2 separate regions of the Homo sapiens genome follow, and region 2 is linked to region 1. Evidence: read pairs that join two places in POLR2A ChIA-PET (ENCODE). Cell type or tissue: GM12878. All regions are shown on one strand.

Region 1 (5,000 bases):
GGTCTTTCACTAGAGCATTTGGATCTCTGTGCTCCTCTTCCCTCTTGGGTCCTACTGGATCCCATGTTGGTGAGGAATCAGTCCTTTCTTGTATTTTTATCTGGGGACACTGGCATGGGACGTATTTGTTAACATCGTGAGTGGACACCTGAATAAGGACAGAATGAACTTCCCATCCTAGATGCCACCCTTTCTCCTGGGGAACTTCTATAATAGCCCAAAGCCAGAGTAATTTCATTTTCATGCCTTCTCTGGCCAAGCTCAGATCTAGCCAGGGACTTCCCCATTAATATAGGGGCCAGAAGCCCACCTCTCTCTGTGCACCCAGATTATTTCCTCCCTGGGGTTGCCACTGCCTTGGAGCCCCCCATCCATTTATTCAGTTAACAGATACACACTGAGGGCCTCCAGGGGCCTAGACGCAGCAGGTACATTGCCGAATAAAGCAGACAGAGTTTCTCTGCCCTTGCAGAACTTGCAATCCGAGTGGGAGAGGCAATCACTGAACGCATAAGCTTACAGGTGTGTCATTTCCAGTTATGATGGGGCCACACAGAAGAGCCAACACAACACAGTGAGGGATGTCACAAGAGTGGAGGGCCTACTTAGAGAAGGCAGAGGGCCTCTGGGAGGAGAAAACAAGTAGACCGAGACTTGAAGGAGGTGCATGTGCACCAGCTTTTCAGCAGCCGGAGGAAGAGGGTCCCCAGCTCTGGTTAGAGAAGCACCGTGGGGTGAAGGTGGGGCACCTTGGTATGCATGGTGACAGGATGGATTTTTCTTCCCCACTCTACCAGTATTTCACAGTCAGCATCCCCATCATCAGAAATATCTTGATGGCCTCCATTCACACATCAAGTCAACGTGAGTCCCCACACTGCTGTTTTATACCTGGCAGTTTTGTACTGTTTTGTACTCTCTGCCAGATACTCAAGAGAGGAAAAGAGGAATAAGATACCCAAGAGGCTTACAGTCTAGCCAAGGAAATAAAACATGCAGGCAAAACTAGGGCCAGCCGGAACATCTGCCCCCATCTCCAGCCAGCCCATCACATTCCCCACCCTCAGTCCCCTGATGTCAGTAGCCACCTACTGTTCTCCCTCCTGTCTGCAGAGATACCTTCCCTCTTGCTGACTCCAACACCCACCATACACTGGCCAAGGTGTGGGAGGTCAGCCAGGCTACCCCATAACACCTGGCATGGATAACCCCCCACACACCCATGTCCTTGGTAAGACCAAAGAAGCAGGAGGAGCAGGCATCTGCGGAGGTGCTCCCCTGGCCAGGCATTTTCATCATCACGGTGTTTAGCCGTGTTTCCCTTTTCTGGGTGGGGAACGTGAGACGGTAGAAGACCTGGGGCTTGCCCAGGTCCAAGGGCTGAGTGGGAGTCGGACCAGAGTGCCTCACCCAGGCCTGTCTGGCATTCAAACCCATTGTGCATATCTTGACACACTAGTGATTTTCATGTATTTTTAGCAGAAGAGTTGTTTTTCCAAACTCAATCTCAGGCGTGTCCTCAACCACATGAAACAGACCTGGCAAAGGGCCTCTGCCTGGGATCCAGGAGCTTTGAGTCTGCCCACTCAACTGCCCTTCACCCATCCCCACAGGTGGCCCAAGCCTCCTTGGGAACAACACAAGGGGCCCATCTAGTCTTCAGACCGGATCTCAGAACGAATGGAGAAGGTCTGAGCACTTCCTTCAGGGCCACCCCCACCCCCGGCACTGCTCAGAACAGACCTCACTGAGTCCAGTGGGGCAGAACCACACAGAATGGCACACTGTGAGAGAGGGGCCCATTCAGACAGAGCCCGGTGCAAACAGCTGCCATCCACGTCTGCAGAAATGGCAGGCACAACAGTCACTTCCTGGTCTATAACCCCATATGGTCTCCAGAGGCAGGCACAGGCCAGGATCACCATTTCACAGACGCAAACGTTGGTCTCCCCCAAGCTCCCTAGACTTTGTGTCCTTCTCTATCCTGGCTCCCTCCGCCTCCGGCTGTTCCTCAACTGTTGTCCAGTAGACATTTTGGGATACGGCTTAGATAAAGGATGTGTGCACTCCCATTGCAGCTTCCTTGAGGGATAATGCCACATAAATGTTAACATGACTTTTAAAGACCATCTGTGGCAAAGTTCAAAGTTGTGGGTGGATGTGAGCTTCAGGCCGAGTCATTCTGGAATCCCCATTATAGGTCAAATCTTTTTGTGAGCATTTCAAGGGGTTTTCTCAAATTCTATAAATAGCTTAGTAACGCCTGTGTATTCATCTATTTTTAAAGCCAGTCTTCCGGACAATTTCAGAAGTAATTGGGCCACTCATTGAAAGTAGGGTTTCAAAAGTCATTTCTTCAGCTTCCAACTGCTTCCAGAGCAGAGGGATCCCAGATGCCATTTCTGCCTAGGGTTGGGGACCCAACCTTCTTAGTAGAACCTGGTCCAGGCAGAAACCGTGGAGAAGACTCTAGGAATCTCCAAAAAGCTGGATAAGCTGAATTCTGGCCCCAGCTCCCAGTTCCTCCCACAGGAAACCTTGGATACAACATTCATCCAACTTATGCTTCAGTTTCTCACATAGCAGAATATGGGCACAGTCACCCTTTGCTGATTAGGAAGGGTTATTACACCTGTTTGCGTCACTCTGTCACCTGGGTGCAGGTCAAAGGTCTCTTTCATTTTATAGATAAGGATGCAGAGGCACGGTGACTGGCCTGACAGTCACATGGTGACTTTCCATTTTATAGATGGGGACACAGAGTCACAGCAGTTGGCCAGTCTTGCTGTCCTTTTATTTTGCGGTTGGCCTGCTCCTCAGGCTGAGGCCTCAGTGAGCACAGCCCCACTCTGTTTCCACAGAGAGCTTCATGTCATGGATAAGACCTACCACCTGTGCCCGGGCCTAGGCCTGGCAAACACCTGTCTCCAAGCCCTCGGCCTCTCTCCTGGGCAGGATGGCAGCCAGGCAGGGAATATCCGAATTCTGCAGAGACAACAACTCAGCCCTCTCCTCTGAGGACCTGGAGGGAAGTGTAAGGCAGGGGTGGGTGGCTGTCATGTCTGCATGATGACCTTTTCAAACTTGATGCCTTGGGGGGTCCAAAGAGCACCAGGCCCAGGATCAGAGACCTGGGTTCCAGCTCTGTCAACCTCAGAAGGTAGGCAGATCAAGGAGCCTCATCCTCCAGTGAGCTGCTGTGTGGGGCAGAGCCAGGAAAGCTGCAGGAAGTGCCTAGAAAGGCAGAGTGCTGTGTAGAGGTATGGCGAGACAGTGACATGAACATCAGGCAGGCGGCAGAGAAGATCAGGGCGCCAGCACGGGCACCAGCTACTAAGTGTGTAATCACTGAGGGCTGCCCTTGAGCCTGGGAACTTCAGCCCCCTCACGCCCCTTGACCTGACAAGTGGTACTAACGTCCTCCCTGAGGCTGAGTCCAGTGACACCTTGCTTTGAGGAATTCCTGCTTGTCCCACTGGTATTCTTCATCTGTCAGACAATCCAGCCTTCTCTCTCTGCTCAGGCTGAAAGGAAAACTTCCAGCCTCTTCTGAGGGCTTTTCAAGGCCACAGCCACAGCAGGTGCTGGCTCCCTTGCCTGAGAATAAGGCTTCGCGCCTGCCTAAGTGTGAGACAGAATTCCTGCTGGATCAGCCTGACTTCTCAGCTTCTCTCTGCTGCAACCCAGCGCCATCCCCCCGCCTCCCTGTCCCCTCCTACGGATCAGCAGAGCTGAGCCTACCTGACCTGATTTTGCCAATAGAAATATGCTGGGTGCTCACAGCCTGGGAAACTTGGAAATGTCTCCAGAGTGATCCAGATTTAGCTGGAAGTGGCTGATGGCTGTTCCCAGCCACAGTGTGTGCCCTTTGTCTAGAGCCAACTGCTGGGGAGAAAGCATTTCCAGCCACAGTGTCATGAACCATCAGTCACAGAGAATGTGTCTGGTAATTTTTTATTAATAATAGTTAAAGGATCGGCATTTGGGGCTTGATTTTCATGTCCATTGATTAGAGCAGATTCAAGATAATCCTCATCATATCACTCTCTCTTCATTCTTTTGGATGGGACAGAAAGGGCAGCAATCACCCAGTACATCGGGAATTTGACATGATGCTCAGGAGAGTGTCAGGCACCTGTGACAGCCACCCGATGGTCCTAGGTAAGGCCTGTGATTGCAGGGGGCAGCTGTTATTTCTGCGTGTGGTCCAGGGATCTGTCACTGAGCCCACCTGCCCCAGCTGCAGAATGACCACATGACCTGGTTCTGTCCAATCAGGGAACCCCATCACCACAGCCACAGTGATTGGGCTGAGAGATAGTCATGTGATGAGCAGGGCCAGTCAGAATCCTTCCCTGAGATTTGAGGGTTTGACATTTGGGGAGGGGGGGCTCTGTCTTCCTTTTGGCTCAAGAACCATTATGAGAGAGACCAGGTGCTGCTGACCGCCATCTTAGCCATGGCAAAGGGAGAACCTGTCTGTGGCAGCAGAAAAATCAGTCAGCATGCAAGTCAAAGCCCAGACAAGGGAGAGAGGGGAGAGAAGGGAGGACCAGCCCTGGGGTTGCTGTTTGAGCCCTGGGGACAGGCTGTGTCCTAGGGCCCACCTTCCATGTAAGACAGCCCAGGCCTGTGTGCCTCTTCAGCTAGTCTGAGATGGTTTCTGTCACTGGCATCCAAGAATCCTCAGTGTCTAGGGGCAGAGCAGAGTGAAGCAGTGGAATGGTCAGGGGTCGTTGGCCAGGGAGATCAGGGATACTTGGGGAAAGGTTCAAGTCCACCTAAAAAGGGACACACCCAAACCCAAGGAGTAGTTCAGGGCCCAGCTGGCATCAGAACTCAAGCAAACTTGTCCCAGGGCGGAGGCTGCAGCCCAGTGCCCACATGGTCCCCGTCTCCCTCCAGACAAGATGTGCAGCCACCACAGACTGTTGCCAGAGTGCAGAGTGACATGCAGGTCAGATTCTGACTGCTCCAGAGTCTAGGTGTGGCTGAGTCCT
Region 2 (5,000 bases), 360 kb after region 1:
ACAGTTTAGAAGCAAGCTATCTGTAGGGCACAGTGGCTCATGCCTGTAATCCTAGCACCTTGGGAAGACAAGGCAGGACAATCACTTGAGGCCAGGAGTTCAAGAGCAGCCTGGGCAATATAGTGAGACCCAATCTCTACATTTTGGAGTTAGGTGGTAGAGTCAGTCCTACAGAAAGATTCAAAGTTATTTGATGACCACAGGGCAATATAATTTGGTTCCTTATGGTTGCAACTAGAATAAAAGTTAAATTGTTAGGAACTAGGGAAACAAAGCTTATATGGTACAGTAACAATATTCCTCATTGGTTATAAATATTCATATGGTTATAGCTTAAAAAGCATTCATAACTGATTTATTATCTTTGTTTCATTTTCTATATTCAGGTTCCATATTTGGTTATATATGACCAAACTTCTCTGAAAGTTCAGTTCATTTTTATTAAAAAAAAATCTGTTGAAAGATTCTCCTTTAACAATTCTCTCCTGTCCCTGTTAGTCACTGAATTAAATTGTATGTAATCCTGATCATACAAACACCAAAGCAAAGCCAAGTCAATGGAACTTTATTTGCTTTCTTAAACTCCCTTACTGCCCCTGTAGTGGCATTCTCTCCCCCCACAGGCTTGAGTACAATTTTTGTTTTATTTCCCCTTAAACAGCCAGGGCAGTTTCCTCATTATCTGGAACTCAGTTGAAGGTTTCAGGTTTCCCTAGAGATGTTCAGACCAACATAGTTGCACTAAAGTACTAATACTAATGTTTTTGGAACTTGCGATTAGCTTTCTATGTTGTTACTCAACTGATTTGTGAATTATACAGTATAATGAGGATAAACATTTTCTTAATAAACTTAGAAATCTCTAGGTAGACTGAAAGTACTCTATGTACTACAGTGAGAAGAAAAACATGTCCTTATTTTTAAGTACTTATTCAAACTCTGCTAATACAGTACATTCAGTCTTGGTGTAGAAAGTACACGTCGTGAGACTCTGTCTCAAAAAAAAAAAAAAAAAGTACACATCTAGGAATCCACTGCTGCATTAAGACCTTCTCATTTTCCTTTTTCATCTTTTACCAACAAGTGGTTTAAAGCATTAGTCCAGGACACAGAATTTTATGTGGTTACTGGCAAAGGTACTTAAGTAAAACTTCTGTGAAAGAAAAGGAAGGAACATGTTCATTTTCCCAGTTAATGACTAATGTAAAAGAGAAAATGGTTTCAAATGTGTAAATCACTTATACAACAGTGTTTTGAGCAATGGGAATGACCAACAAAACATTGAAGTATCATGAAAGAACATACAACGGTGCTTATTTTTAAGGTTACTGCTGTTTGTTTAATCACCTTTCAGGTCTCTATCAGGAGTGATTCACAGTCATCTCTCCTACTGAATCAGTGCTAACCATTCTCTTCAATTAAATCTGAGAAAAGGCAGCAAAATTCAAGTTCATAAACCCATTTGGAAAATGTTGTGATTTACAAAGTCTCATACACATAAATGTTAAGAAAAAAAAAAAAAAGGATTGTCAATGACAGATTCCAAATGGAATTTTCCCACTATTTCTAGAAGCAGATGCTTTAAGAAATTCATTTTTACTTAGTGAAAATTTTATACAAGAAGAAAATATTCAATCAGTGACTCTAAAATCTGTAAACTTCAGTAGCAGAATTCACAGGACTGTTACAAATTCAAATTGTCCTATCATGGCATAATTACCTCCATGGTTGGCAAATACCAGTAAATATGACCTATTTCCTCAAATATTAATTTTATAGATCTCTGATTAAAGAAGAATGCTACTAAGGCAACATCAGAACTTCAGAACTATACATATTCAACACATTTTTGTGGAGTAAATGGCACAGGAATACTACATAAATCAAATAATAATTGCTTATAAATAACAAAACATTTGCAGATGACCCAAATTCAAGTTTTTGGTAAACCCAACTCCCCATTGCCACCCTGGCCCCGATAGGGTTTCTAAACAGTTACTAGATATATTTTTCTTATCACAGGTATGGCAAGTGTAGAATTAAGCGAGCTGTTATGCTAATTAAAAAATTAGAACATTCAACTTAACAGGAAAATCTTAAAAGATACATTTTGGAATTATAAACTTAATACCTTAAGGGGATGACAGATTGTGACATCACATACCCACACACACACGAGAAAAAACTAGCACCAGTCAGGCTGTGGCTGCACACAGCTATCTTTGTTTATCATTGACTGATATCTGGACTGGGTACTGTTCCCACAGTCTCATATCAGGACAACCATTTAGAAATGAAACAAACCACAGGAAAGAAGCAAGGCAACTCTACAGCTGTCTGGTATGCATCATCACTGCAAACTCAGAACTAAAGAGTTCTCTAATAAAGTTTCTAAATACCAATCCACTATGTTGTTGTCTGGAGATTTAGAGCTGTCCTTATTAGAACTTGATGAACTTCTCCTGTGGTTAATGGCAAGATAATTTTTAGCATCTTCATCAAAGCCATATTCCAAAATATAAGAAATGTCACAGGTAGTCACACTACTTTAAGAAAATTTATAACACATTCTCTTTCCTATTATTATATTATGCTCACCCCTGTGCTGTTTCTATTCTATTCCATCAGCATCCTCTAAGGTCAGGTGATGTCTTAGTGCATTTTCTGTCGGTTAGAACAGAATACCTGAAACTAGGTAATTTATAAAGAAAAAGGAATTTATACAGTTATGGAGGCTGGGAAGGCCATGGTCAAGGAGATGCAGCTGGTGAGAACCTTCTTGCTAGTGGTGACTCTCTGTGGCATCCCAAGATGATGCAGGGTATCACACAGTGCATGCTAACATGCTAGCTCAAGTCTCTCTTCCTCTTCTTATAAAGCTACTAGTTCCCCTCCTATGCTAACCTATTAATCCATTAACTCACTAATCTATTGATCCATGAATTCATTAATCCATTTATAAGGGATCCAATCACCTATTCAAGGTCCCACTTCTCAATACTGCCACACTGGGGATTAAGTTTCAACATGAGTTTTGGATGGCACATTCAACCGTAGCAGTTGGTAATAAACTCTTCGTCATTAAGGTGGATGGAACAAAGGCCACATGTTACTGCTGCTCTCTTCTGACCATGTCTGGTAAGACTGGAGTCACACCCTGATGAGAGCAGAGCCAATTAGATTCTCTTTCTCAGGAATTGAGAATGAGGACTTTAAGACTTTAAGACAGCTAAAGGCACTGCACTCACAAGGTTGGAGGGAAGAAGAGGAAGGGCTGGGGTTGCTATTTTAGGTCCAAGTAAGCAAACAGATAAACCTGGATGGTAGAAAGCAGCAGCAGAATAAAGCAGAAGCAAAAGGAAGCAGAGACCAGAAACGAAATGACCCCCAAAACAGGACCCAATGGCTTTTCAATTTTAGGTTCCAGATCTCTGGGAAATCCAGGTGTACTTGCTCCCCTTAAGTTCAATAAGGAATCTTTGCATACTTCCTATAAAATCATCCCTGCTTTTGTTTTTGTGTTATTAGCTTGAGTGGGTTTCTCAACTCAGATATAAAGATTCTTAATTATGTACAAATTATTGGTTTAAGGTTGATTTTCTTCAACCACTTGTTAACAATCATTTACAACTTGTTCCCTTGATTTGAGACATCATTCTTCTATTTGCATATTAGAGGTTTCTTGGGCAGCAAAGATTTTCAGCACAGTAAAATCTTGAGAAGAGAGGGGTAATGCTATTATAAATTTTACAATGAAATAATTTATTTATTTATTATTTTTTTGAGATGCAGAGTCTTACTGTGTCACCCAGGCTACAGTGCAGGGGCATGATCTCAGCTCACTGCAACCTCTGCCTCCCGGATTCAAGTGATTCTCCTGCCTCGGCCTCCCAAATAGCTGGGACTACAGGTGTGCACCACCACACCCGGCTAATTTTTGCATTTTTAGTAGAGATGGGGTTTCACCATGTTGGCCAGGCTGGTCTTGAACTCCCGACCAAGTGATCCATCTGCCTCGGCCTCCCAAAGTGCTGGGATTACAGGCAGGAGTTACTGTGCCTGGCTGAAAGGAAAATTTTTTATTGATGAATAAGGTAACTACTTACATAATCTGGTAGAGGAACATCATTAGAACTCAGCGAACCTCTCAAGGACTGTGTGGCTTGTTCCAGAACTTTGTTGTGTTTTTTAGACAGCAAAGAAAATAAACTGGAAAAACAAACAAAAAACCAATTATATTAAAGGAACTGTTTTCTTTTCTGTCTTCTGTGGAAATATATAGTTCCACAGCATGTCAATTATTCTAAAATATACTTGTAAATGATTCTTTCTTCATGCCTGTGTTAACAGCAAGATTAATAATAGTATTTATGTAAGAAAAAAGGAGTGGGGAGGATGTTTAAATCATAAGAATTCTAAAAAATTTTTTAATGACAGTTTAAAATTATGTTTCAAACACAGGAGCATTTTTCATAAGATTACTATAGGGAAAAGAATAGTGGCAAAAACCTGAGATGTAGACTATGACTAACTCATAGTGCAATCTACTACAAGTCACTTGAGCTTGTGTATTTTCTCATCTTCTGAAAAAGTGTGTTGGACAAGATTATTTCTCTACTGTCATACAGAGTCTATGGTTCTGTATTATAGCTTTATTTCTCAAAAATAATGATTCAAAATGTTTTATAAGATTTCTGCTTCTGGCCATGACAGATTAACTGATACTGGACTAACTCTCCTGCTATCACTAACTGAAAACTAAAAAAAAAAAATGACACAACTGTTTTCAGATGTAACACAACATGTGAAGTAAAGGATTATAATCCCTAACAAAAGGGAGATGAAGATGAGCCCCATAATGGTGAGCTTCTGTCTCGAGGAACATTGCAGACTATGGTCCAGGAAGGTGGGACCCAAAGAGTACACAGCAGTGTTGTGCTGAGCTAAGGCAGAGAGAGGAATTTAACACTGCTGTGGCAACTGCATTTTGCAAGGTGGAA

The links. ChIA-PET counts read pairs that join two places held together with the same protein. Peaks named below come from ENCODE experiments on the same cell type or tissue, not always from the same donor. Only the 100,000 strongest peaks of a DNase experiment are listed, where the experiment ranks them.
Region 2: POLR2A ChIA-PET joins it to region 1 with 5 read pairs; 1 of 35 experiments calls an interaction of 5 or more read pairs at or near these places.

Annotation. Positions count from the first base shown.
Region 1 is chr18:48,799,391-48,804,390 of GRCh38, forward strand. The region is part of intron 9 of CTIF (cap binding complex dependent translation initiation factor); the gene reads left to right. Among named protein-coding and RNA genes, the nearest start is that of CTIF-AS1, 40 kb to the right of the region's middle. RefSeq lists an enhancer at 1,903-2,342. In GM12878, no CTCF peak of the experiment used is centred here; a DNase peak (open chromatin) is centred at 2,171; H3K4me3 peaks cover 706 bases; H3K27ac peaks cover 3,693 bases.
Region 2 is chr18:49,159,579-49,164,578 of GRCh38, forward strand. DYM (dymeclin) reads right to left here. Exons shown (of 18, transcript NM_001353214.3): 15 at 4,107-4,209. Among named protein-coding and RNA genes, the nearest start is that of MIR4744, 110 kb to the left of the region's middle. RefSeq lists a silencer at 2,270-2,329. In GM12878, a CTCF peak has its summit at 3,127; DNase peaks (open chromatin) are centred at 2,283, 2,863 and 3,003; H3K4me3 peaks cover 517 bases; H3K27ac peaks cover 2,491 bases.